Regions from separate parts of the Mus musculus genome. Here region 1 is linked to region 2. Evidence: chromatin loops called from intact Hi-C (ENCODE). Cell type or tissue: heart. All regions are shown on one strand. Region 1 holds the start of AI839979 (expressed sequence AI839979). Region 2 overlaps Babam2 (BRISC and BRCA1 A complex member 2).

Region 1 (5,000 bases), 250 kb before region 2:
AAAAATGGTGGTACATGTCTTTAATCCCAGCACTTAGGAGGCAGAGGCAGAACTGTAGCAAATAGAAATCCTGTTTCAAAAAACCCAAACCAAACCAGAGCACAAGCAAACAACTCTGGGAGATCGGTTAACACTAGGCTTGAAATAAAGAGGAGCTAAGTAGCTGGTACCCTTTAGACTAGGCACCTGGGGTCTAAATGCCACTTCACCCCCAACCTGGTCTGCCTTACCCACTTACCCATTTCATGACCTGCCTTGTCCCACCAGGCATTGGAATTGGGGTGCCTGCTTTTTGGCGAGGGGCATTTCTTGATTAATTTTTTTTTAATGAGGGAGACTAAAGTGGGCCAGATAAAAAGTCAGGGGAGATAAGAAGTCAAGAGTGCCCATCAGAATGTGAAGGGTCACAAGCAAATGGGAGCCCTAGAGAGTTCCCAAGGAGATACAGGCAGATTGGTGCCCATGTAGAGCTAGGAGGAGAACCCCTGTGGGAAATGGAGGATCTAGAGTCAAGAGCAAGCCTACTTGAAGGTCTAGTAATGTCATAATGAGCCACTCTAGTTTCCTGGAGATCGGGTCCTGGTCCGCATTCAGTGTTCTAGAAATAGCTTATCTTACATCACTTCCTTAATTTGGGCTCAGTGTACCTGTTTCAAGTCATTGGGTGGCTCATACAAGATACGTTAGGTTGAGTAATCTTTAAATAGAATTTCATTTCTCAAGGTTCTAGAGACTGGGAAGTCCAAGATTTCAAGGCACCAGCAGATCCTTACAAAGTAGACAAGCTCTCTCAAGCCATTTTCCTAATACTATTCTTGAAAGTCTCCTGGGAGACTTAGTTACCTCCCAGGGTTTCTGCCTCCTAGTAAGTAGTATGGCTAGAAATTAGCCAGGCCCAGTGGTGGTGTGTGTGTGCAGTGCACACCTTTAACCCCAGCACTTGGGAGGCAGAGGCAGGAGGATTTCTGAGTTTGAAGCCACCCTGGTCTACAGACACACACACAAATAAAATATGATAAAGATTTAAAAAACAAAATTTATTGGATGTTACATGTTCATAAAGGCAACAGCAGACAAGGTGCATGTGATTCAAAAGCAAAAAAAAACCTCCAGTGACCAAGACCTTTTAAAAGACGCTGCCTCTTTCACTTTCAGCCATGTGAGGAACTTGATCGTTTTTCCTACTTATTCATTGATATATATATTTATTCACTTTACATCCCAATTGCTGCTCCCCTCTCCCCGTACCTCCTTCACACAGTCCCCCATCCCCTTTTCCTCTGAGAAGATGGAACCCTCCCTCTTCCCTCGGTTATCCCCCAACCTAGGTACATCAAGTCTTTGCAGGGCTAGGCACATCCTTTCCCACTGAGGCCAGACAAGGCAGCCTAGTTAAGGGAACAGGACCCACAGGCAGGCAACAGATTCAGGGACAGCCCTTGCTCCAGTTGTTGGGAGATCCACATGAAGACCAAGCTACATATCTGTTCCATATGTGCAAGGAGGCCTAGGTCCAGCCTGTGTATGCTCTTTGGTTGATGGTTCAGTTTCTGGGAGCCCCTAGTGGTCCAGGTTAGTTGACTTTGTTGGTCTTCTTGTAGAGTTCCTATTTCCTTCAGGGCCTGCAATCCTTCCCACAACTCTTCCACAAGAGTCCCCAAGCTCCATTTAATGTTTGACTGTGGGACTCAGCATCTGTTTCAGTCAGCTGCTGGGTAGCTGTCAGAGGAGTTATGCTAGGCTCCTGTCTACAAGCACAACAGGCTCCATATCCTCACTGCTAGGAGTCTCAGCTAAAGTCACCCCCATGGACTGGGATGGGTGAGACTCCCGGGAGCTTTACCATTTTGTCTGCTGTGAGAGAGAAGTCAGGAAAAACAAAAACAGAGCCTACTTAATTGAGTTCGGAACTTAAATCTGCCAGAACCCAATGCAGTGGGTGCCCTCACTGCCAGATGGCCAGCAGGTCCTTGGGAGTAAACCAGAAGACAGTTTTAAGAGGCTGTTGTTTCCCTAAGGACATAGCTTATAATCTGCCTGTGCTTGAAGTACTTGCACATACAGAGACTTCTTCTTTTTAAGCACATATTGATTAAATATAATGAGGCATACTGAGGTTGAGAGGAGAGATCAGGGAGGGAGGCGTCCATGCATACCCAGGGCTTTGAACAAGGGCTCCCCGACTCAAGGAAGTGCACAAACCCAAAATTACCAGGAACCTACCTGTGAGTTTGTTGTGGACAGTTTCTGGGATTCTGTGTAGCCTTTATCAGCATCTCTAAAGGGTCATTGTCCAAATATAGTTAAACAGACTTCGGACACGGAAGCGTTGGACTCCCATTCCTAGGCACAATGGCACAGTTTATAGCAGGTCCCTGTCAACCTCACTCCATCACCCCCTCAAATCCTTGCCTAGAAATCTATTCCAGCTAGCCTCCTTTTGCCCTACCAGGGGGAGGGGAAATCCGAAAGCTTATTTTTAGGCAGGCCCTGCCAAGACTCCCCGCAGTGGCTGGACTGCTGCTGGGCCTGAGGGGTGCCCGCGCCCCAGGAGGACAAGCAGTGTGCGGGAGGGGCCTGCGGGCACGAGCGGATGTCACAGCTTACCTCAGAGCCTGAATTAGAAGCCTGAAAAAAAAAATCACAGCAGGAAATAATGTGGTGCCCAAAATAGAAACATCAACCGGGAGAGAGGCCGGGAGTAGGTGGCGTTTGAGGCTCCTGCAGCGTCCTCCCCAGAGGCCTCCTGACAACCGGCAAGCGGGTTGGCATGAGATTGCAACCCAGCCCAAGAGGCCACAAAGGCACCGGCTGGATGTTTCAGCAAGGGAGAAGGAATGGGCAGTAAAGTGGAGAATCAGGACCGCCTCCTCTTCCCTCCCTCTCGACTTTCTCCTTCCTTCTCCAAAGTCTTACCGCCACCGCTGACCCCTTCCTCTTTTTCGGCATCATCCCTCAACCTTCTCCCCACACAATGACTTCTGCTTTTTTCCTCACTCTCTAGTGCCCCTTCTTCTCTGATACTGCCCCCACCCCGCTTCCTCCTTTCCCTCCCCACACCAAGCCCTTCATTTCTCCTGGGTGGTCTCTGCCCCAACCCGCCGCCCCCCAGCCTCCCGGTGCTTTTGGGTGCCTTCCTAGGTAACTAGTGGGAGCTCAGTCTAGCAGCAGCTAACTGAAGGTCAGCCTCCTGTGCCTGACTGCAGCCTGGCTGCACTGATCTCCCCTTCACCCCACACTCAGCACCCTCCACGCCTCTTTAGAGAAAAGGAGGCCCTGGAGTCTAAGGAAGATGGCAGGGTCAGGACTCCTTCCTCTGGGGCCTCTGGAGGGCTTGAGAGGAAGCAGAAACTTTGCAGGCAATCTTGGACTGTCTCTCCCTTCACAGCTGAGTTCCTGGTAGATTGCATGGTTTGCCAAATTTCCGTGTTTCTCATGCTGGCATGTGCCATTGGGCAAGGTATAAAGTCGGTGAGAACCAGACTTAAGGTCTCTCTGATGCTCCCCTTAACCTTCACCAACCCCGAGTGGGGAAACATCTGTGATCTCCTTTACAGTGGGAACTCAGATGCAGCAGGTGAGCTGGAGGATGGGGGACACTGGAGGATGGGGGACACTGGAGGATGGGGACACTGGAGGATGGGGGACACTGAGGATGTCTTTAATCTTAGCACTAGGTAGAGGCAGATGATCTCTAGGAGTTAAGAGTCCATCCTGGTCTACATGGTGAGTTCCAGGCTAGCCAAGGCTACATAGTGAGACCCTGTCTTTAAAAACAAAGGAAAGAAAAGTCGGAGTAGTAGGCATGCTGCATGTTTGTAAGAGTAGAAGGGCTGGGATCGAGGCACAGGGAGTGCAGCCCCTCTACTGACCTTGAACTTGGACCAAGTTCATTGACTTGGTATTTCCATACCCGGTTTTCTTCGTAACAAGATTTGTTTTTTATTATTTCTTTTCTGAATGTAAGCATGAGACATTCCATTACATATGTTGGGTAATTTCAATTATTAAAAATTCCCTAGGTGGGGCTGGAGAGATGGCTCAGCAGTTAAGAGCACTAACTGTTCTTCCAGAGATCCTGAGTTCAATTCCCAGCAACCACATATGTTCACAACCACCTTTAATGAGATCTGATGACCTCTTCTGATATGTTGGAAGCCAGCAACAGTGTGCTCATATACATTTTAAAAGGAAAGAAGAAAAAAAAAAGAAGAGAAAAGAGAAGAATCCCCAAAGCAAAGCATGGAGAAGCAGGTGGATCTCTGAATTGGAGCCTGGTCTACATGGTAAGTTCCAGGACAGCCAGGGCTACATAAAGAAACCCAGTCTCAAAAAACAAATAAAAATTTCTAGCTAAGTATCATGGTACATGCTTGCAATCCCAGTACTCTGCACCCTGGAGGCAGAAGCAGGAGCATAGCCACAAATTCAAGGTCATCCTGATATATATCGAGAGAGAGAGAGAGAGAGAGAGAGAGAGAGAGAGAGAGAGAGAGAGAAAGAAGAAGAAGAAGAAGAAGAAGAAGAAGAAGAAGAAGAAGAAGAAGAAGAAGAAGAAGAAGAAGAAGAAGAAGAAGAAGAAGAAGAAGAAGAAGAAGAAGGGGAGGAGGAGGAGAAGAAGGAGAAGGAAGAAAAAGAGGAAGAGGAAGAAGAAGAAGAAGAAGAAGAAGAAGAAGAAGAAGAAGAAGAAGAAGAAGAAGAAGAAGAAGAAGAAGAAAGCAGCAGCAACAGAAGCAGCCACCACCTCAGCAAGGACAGCAATGCCATATTCTTGTTGTCACTTGTTTGAGTACCTCCCCACCCCACCAGCAGTTGTTCTAGTGAAAACAAGTGCTTGGGCCAGTGTCAGACACTGTGTGCCCTCAGCACTCTCTGCAGAAGGATGGATTCATTTATCCTAGTGCACCACCCACACACATGTGCAATGCTGGTGCCTGAACGCCTTGATGTTACTTTAGGGTTAGTGTCTTATGATTTCTTTTTCTTTTCTTTTTTTTTTT
Region 2 (5,000 bases):
GCCAGAGAATGGATGGATGGATGGGTGCCATCTGCAAGTACTTTAAAAATTTCTTTTAGGGTCTGGAGAAATGGCTCAGTGGATAAGAGCACTTGTTGCTCTTGCAGAGAACCCAGGTTCTGTTCTCAGCATCACATGGTGGCTCTCAACCTGCTGTAGTTCCAGTCTCAGGGAATCCAGTTCCCTCTTCTGACCGCCATAAGCACCAGGCACCCTCATGGTGCAGTACATACATGCGAACAAACCAATTATACACAAAAATAATAAAATCCCCTTTAGAAGACGCGTTAGACACACATGTGGAGGCTGGTTGTTGAGTGAGAAGCAGATCAGAACCTTGGAGAGCTCTGGATGGGCAGGCTTTGGACGTCCAGGGTGCTCCCTTCTCACACTGGCCATGGTTGGGCAGCAGCCACTGAACAGACCCTGAGCTGCCTCCTCCTCCCAGTGCACACTCCACTTACATACGGCCATCCTTCTTAGGCAGGTGTTCAAACTCAACTTCGCTACATTTCTGGGACTACTTTTGCTACTTCATATCAATCTCTCAAGTGACTTTTCATTGGTGTACTTAACTGTTTATTTACATCTTAGAGATTTGCATATTTTTCTAATTAGCTCCACCTGGTTTTGAAAGAACAAAACTTAACTTCAAATGTCACAGTAATAGCCTTGAGCCGCAGACTCAGTAAGCCCTGCATGTGAGAGCTATTAGAGTATCTGAGATAGAGCCATGGGCTTGTGGAGCTACTGCCCTGTTTAGGTTCCTGCCTTGCCAATGTTTGCCACTGTGAGTGCGCTGCAAGAGCACACAGTGTCCTCTTCCCTTTAAGAGCTTTGTTTTGTTCTTAGTCCTTGAATCTTCTTAAGAGTAAAGGCCCCAGATATCAGCTGTCAGCTAGCACTGTTGCCATCATAGGATGTGATCACAGCATTGAGGTCTGCTGCAGTTTGTTTGTTTGTTTTGCTAGTCCCATGACTGTGTAAATATTTTGAAAATTGTTATGTGAGCAGGGAACAGACTTGCTGTATGTAGACCTAAATTTGTCATCCACACCATGCTCAGGTTGTGCTGGCTTTAAAAAGTAGGAAGGGATTATGAAAAGATGGCTAATGTCATTTCATTTCTTTGTATTGAAGAATTATTTATATGTTAAGGTCTAACAGAGATTTTCATTGTTGACATTGTCCTGTTGCAAATAAGCCAAGAGCAGGGCTATTTTTGTTATCATTTATATGTTCCCCCCGCTGACATTTAAATCATTCCTGCTTGTTCAGTTTCTGTTCTGTTGGAAATGAAAAATGTCATTGGTCATTTCCTGAGGCCACTGTGACCACTGCATGCCACTAGAGCCTGCTGCACTAATATTCCCAAAGAGATCTTTGAGCCTTGGAATTGGAGCAGTAACAAGCTCAATGGTAGTGTGAAAGTATACATATTTATGGTTAGAGGATATGATTTTTTCCTTCTGAACTTTCTAAGTTTCAGTTGTTTGAAGAGGTAACTGAAGTCTGGTGTCACAAACTGCAAATGGGAATAGACTGGGTTCCTCAAGGTTGAGGTGGAAAGAGCTTCGTTGTCTGGCATGCTCCAGCCCTGGGTTCAGTCCCCAGGACCACACACAGACAAATATTAAAGTGAAATATGGAAAATAGTTTATCATGTATTGTAAAATTTATATTTCTTTCCTTATGGTATGTAGTAAATGCATTTATACCTAAACATATTCACACATACACAGAAATTTTAGAGACTATGGAGATCAGGTTTTAAAAACCTACAAAATGGCTTTCAATTGTAGAAATCAGTTGCTTTTTTTTTGTTTTTGTTTTTGTTTTTGTTTTTCGAGACAGAGTTTCTCTGTGTAGCCCTGGCTGTCCTGGAACTCACTTTGTAGACTAGGCTGGCCTCGAACTCAGAAATCTGCCTGCCTCTGCCTCCCGAGTGCTGGGATTAAAGGTGTGCGCCACCACGCCCAGTGCTAATTTTTTTTCTAGTAAGTTTCTTGTACGTAGATGGTCTTTATGTGGAGTATTACACTCCCATGTGTTAAAGTACCCATTAAATATACCCTCAGTATTACTGGTTAATTCACTAATTTAAAATATAAGTATTATTGGCTCAAGTCTCTTGTGTGAGTGCTATAAAAGGGGAAAGACAAATGAGAATCTCACATGGGAGTAAGACACACATGTGGAGCTGTCCCTCTGTTCTCAGAAAATGCCACACTAATTAGTTCTGCTAGAGCCTGCTCTGGGGCTAGTGTCACCAGAGGACAGGAAGTGCAGGGTGGCAAAGCTGCAGATCTGCGGGGTGCCCAAGGAGGCTGAGACTTGAGTCTCTGTGTGGGGAGGGCACATGATCGTCAATGCTGGTGATGAGACTGTCACTCTGAATGTTTTAAAGTCACTCTTCTTTGAATACTAACAAGGCTTCATATTTTCATATGTTGTTCCTTGGTTTTGATGTCCAGGATTTTGTTGTAGGTTTTTAGGTAATATTAGGGTTTTTTTTTTTTTTTTGCTGTTGTTATATTTCTAATTCATTCTCCATATCATCCTCTTAGTGACAAATTTTATCATAAAATTATTTTTGCAGAAGAGAAATTTCTCTGGGATGTCATTCCCATTACTATTAGACAGTGATGATTCTAAGTCTCATGCGTTTATCTCCCTATTTAATCTTCCCCAAGCCACAGGCCTGTGGCCATTGCTTCTAGCTCTTTCCATAACTGATGTCCTTTCAGTGTGGATTTGCTTCAGTATGATGAGTGCTATGGTCTTGAGAAACACCTGAGCTGCCTATGAGCTAGGCCTCTCTCTAAAGCTGCTCTGGCTCCTTACGTTTCTCATAGAGGAAGTACAGGAAGACCCGGGGGCTGCTGATGTGAATGGAGTGGATTTAGGAAGAAGCAAACATGGAAGGTTGACGGTCACTTCAACAGGAATGCCCTCATGTTCAGGCAGCCGGAGCAGGGACAGGGAGTCACCGTTCCCATAAAATGGGCTGTGGGTCTGCTTCACTACTGTTTTAGTGAACTAAACTGGGGGCGTGGGGGCAGGTTGACATTTATAGTCTGCACCCCACTAGTTCAGTACTCTTTGACCACCTCTCGTATCTGAGGCATTTTAGTTTCTCTTCCAAACTGTTAGTTAATTCTTTGGTTATTTTCATTGACTGTAGTTGATCATTTTCTTCAATTGTATTTTTTATTACTCATTTTAGAATCCATTTTAGATTTCCTTTTTTTTGTTGTTGTTGTTGTTGTTGTTAGTATATTATATGATCTTTGCTTCTGGTTTGTGGCCATCTTCATTTCAGATGTTTTCTTTGCTTCATTAATAAAAGTAAAACAGAGCAGAACTTTCTGAGTAGAAACACAGCAATATTTCCCTTTTTCATAGAGAGTCCTGAAAATGTATGCTGCTGCCTCCTGCCCTGATGAAAGTTGGAGCATTCCTCTGTATTTGTTGCTCAAGAGGATTAGGAAGCCCAGTGTCTAATATGCTAGATACTATTTTTAAAATATGTCTTAGTCTTTAGTAGACTTACTCTTAAGGAACCTTAAGACTAAAGGTTTTATATATAACATATATATATATATAAATATACATATATTATATATGTATATATACATATATAAAAGAAAAGACTAAAGGTTATATATAACATATATATATGTTATATACATATATAAAAGAAAAGCAGTCATATAGTCATAAGAGACAGATGTTTAGCTATTTTATGTCCAAACCTGCACGGATGGGTGTGGTTTCCAGCTAAGTGTGTTTGAATGGTCAAGGTCAGAGGCATTTCCAGGTATTGGGAGGCTGTGTTTTAACAGGAAGGATATGTTGGTTGGCATGTCTATACTGTGGATTTAACAATTAGGTTGAATGGTTTGAAATTAATTTCAATTATTCAGAGATGTTTGTCTGATAATATGTTTTTATGATTGTTTTCTTATTGTGTGGACATGGGCTTGACGTGTTCCAACTCTGAATAAAAATGGTAAGATTTAAGGAATAGACATTGAGGTGGCGAAAGCTTTTTCCTTTGCTCTAGTACTCCAGGCAGCCTGGGAAGGCATACTCAATTAAGAAGTAACGAGTCATTATCTTTCCTATTTGTCAGTGTGACTGATCTTGGAAGGACACACCTAGCAGTCGGCATAATGGCCATTTTAAGTTCTGGCCTGTGTTTGTACATCCTGTTAATATTTTGAATGAGGTTTTGAATAGCTCAAAGGAATCTCGGCTGTCAAGGCCAAGAGCTTTGCCATGCACGACTCTGTTCTTCTAATCAAATCACCATGCCTACTTTATTGTGTAATGGTGGAACATTTGTTCTTCTTTTTGGGAATATCTGCTTGGTCCTATTCTTCCTATCAGTGAAGGCCTACCTTGTTCCTTCCCCACCATCAAGTTCCTGTCACTTAGACTATGTAGAAGAACACAGAACCATTGTCCTGGGTGTATAGGAAATCAGTGCCAAGAGATGCCATTGATCCCAGAATCTTCAGCTGCTCGACAATTTGTATAAAATGATGTGGTATTTGTAGTGATTTGTGCACATCATCTCTAATATAAATACTGCCTAAATGGTTGTATTCTATTGTGCAGAGAATAATGGACAAGGAAAGATATCAGTCTAGTACCAACACACTTTTTTCTAAATTATTTTAATCTGCAGTTGTTGAATCTCTGAATGTTAAAACCATGGGCACCAAGGGCATCAGCCTCCTTGTCACCAGTGCATTCTTTTGTTTGTTCAGTTTCTTCAGGTAGGGGCTATGCTTAGGTTGTCTTTAAAGGAATGTATTCTAGTGTGATGATCCTACAAGTGGGCCTGCAAAATCCCTGGGGATCCTTCAGGGATCTGTGCTATCAGAGTATTTCCAGGACCACACTAAGATGCTATCTGTGGCTCCTTTTATTGTGCTGTTTTCAGTTATCCTGAAGAAGTGTTGGTGGGTAGCACTGATAGATAGTCAAGGAAG

Evidence for each region. A loop is a pair of places that touch in the nucleus more often than their neighbours do. Peaks named below come from ENCODE experiments on the same cell type or tissue, not always from the same donor. Only the 100,000 strongest peaks of a DNase experiment are listed, where the experiment ranks them.
Region 1: a loop joins it to region 2, with 2.3 times the contacts of the local background. A loop is called at or near these places in 1 of 42 quality-filtered maps.

What each region holds. Positions count from the first base shown.
Region 1 is chr5:31,568,577-31,573,576 of GRCm38, forward strand. It overlaps AI839979 (expressed sequence AI839979), which reads right to left and starts at 2,821. Exons shown (of 3, transcript NR_102275.1): 1 at 2,608-2,821; 2 at 2,224-2,343; 3 at 1,016-1,854. In heart, no CTCF peak of the experiment used is centred here; a DNase peak (open chromatin) is centred at 2,645; H3K4me3 peaks cover 2,060 bases; H3K27ac peaks cover 3,749 bases.
Region 2 is chr5:31,814,976-31,819,975 of GRCm38, forward strand. All of the region lies in intron 4 of Babam2 (BRISC and BRCA1 A complex member 2), which reads left to right. Among named protein-coding and RNA genes, the nearest start is that of Babam2, 120 kb to the left of the region's middle. In heart, no CTCF peak of the experiment used is centred here; no DNase peak of the experiment used is centred here.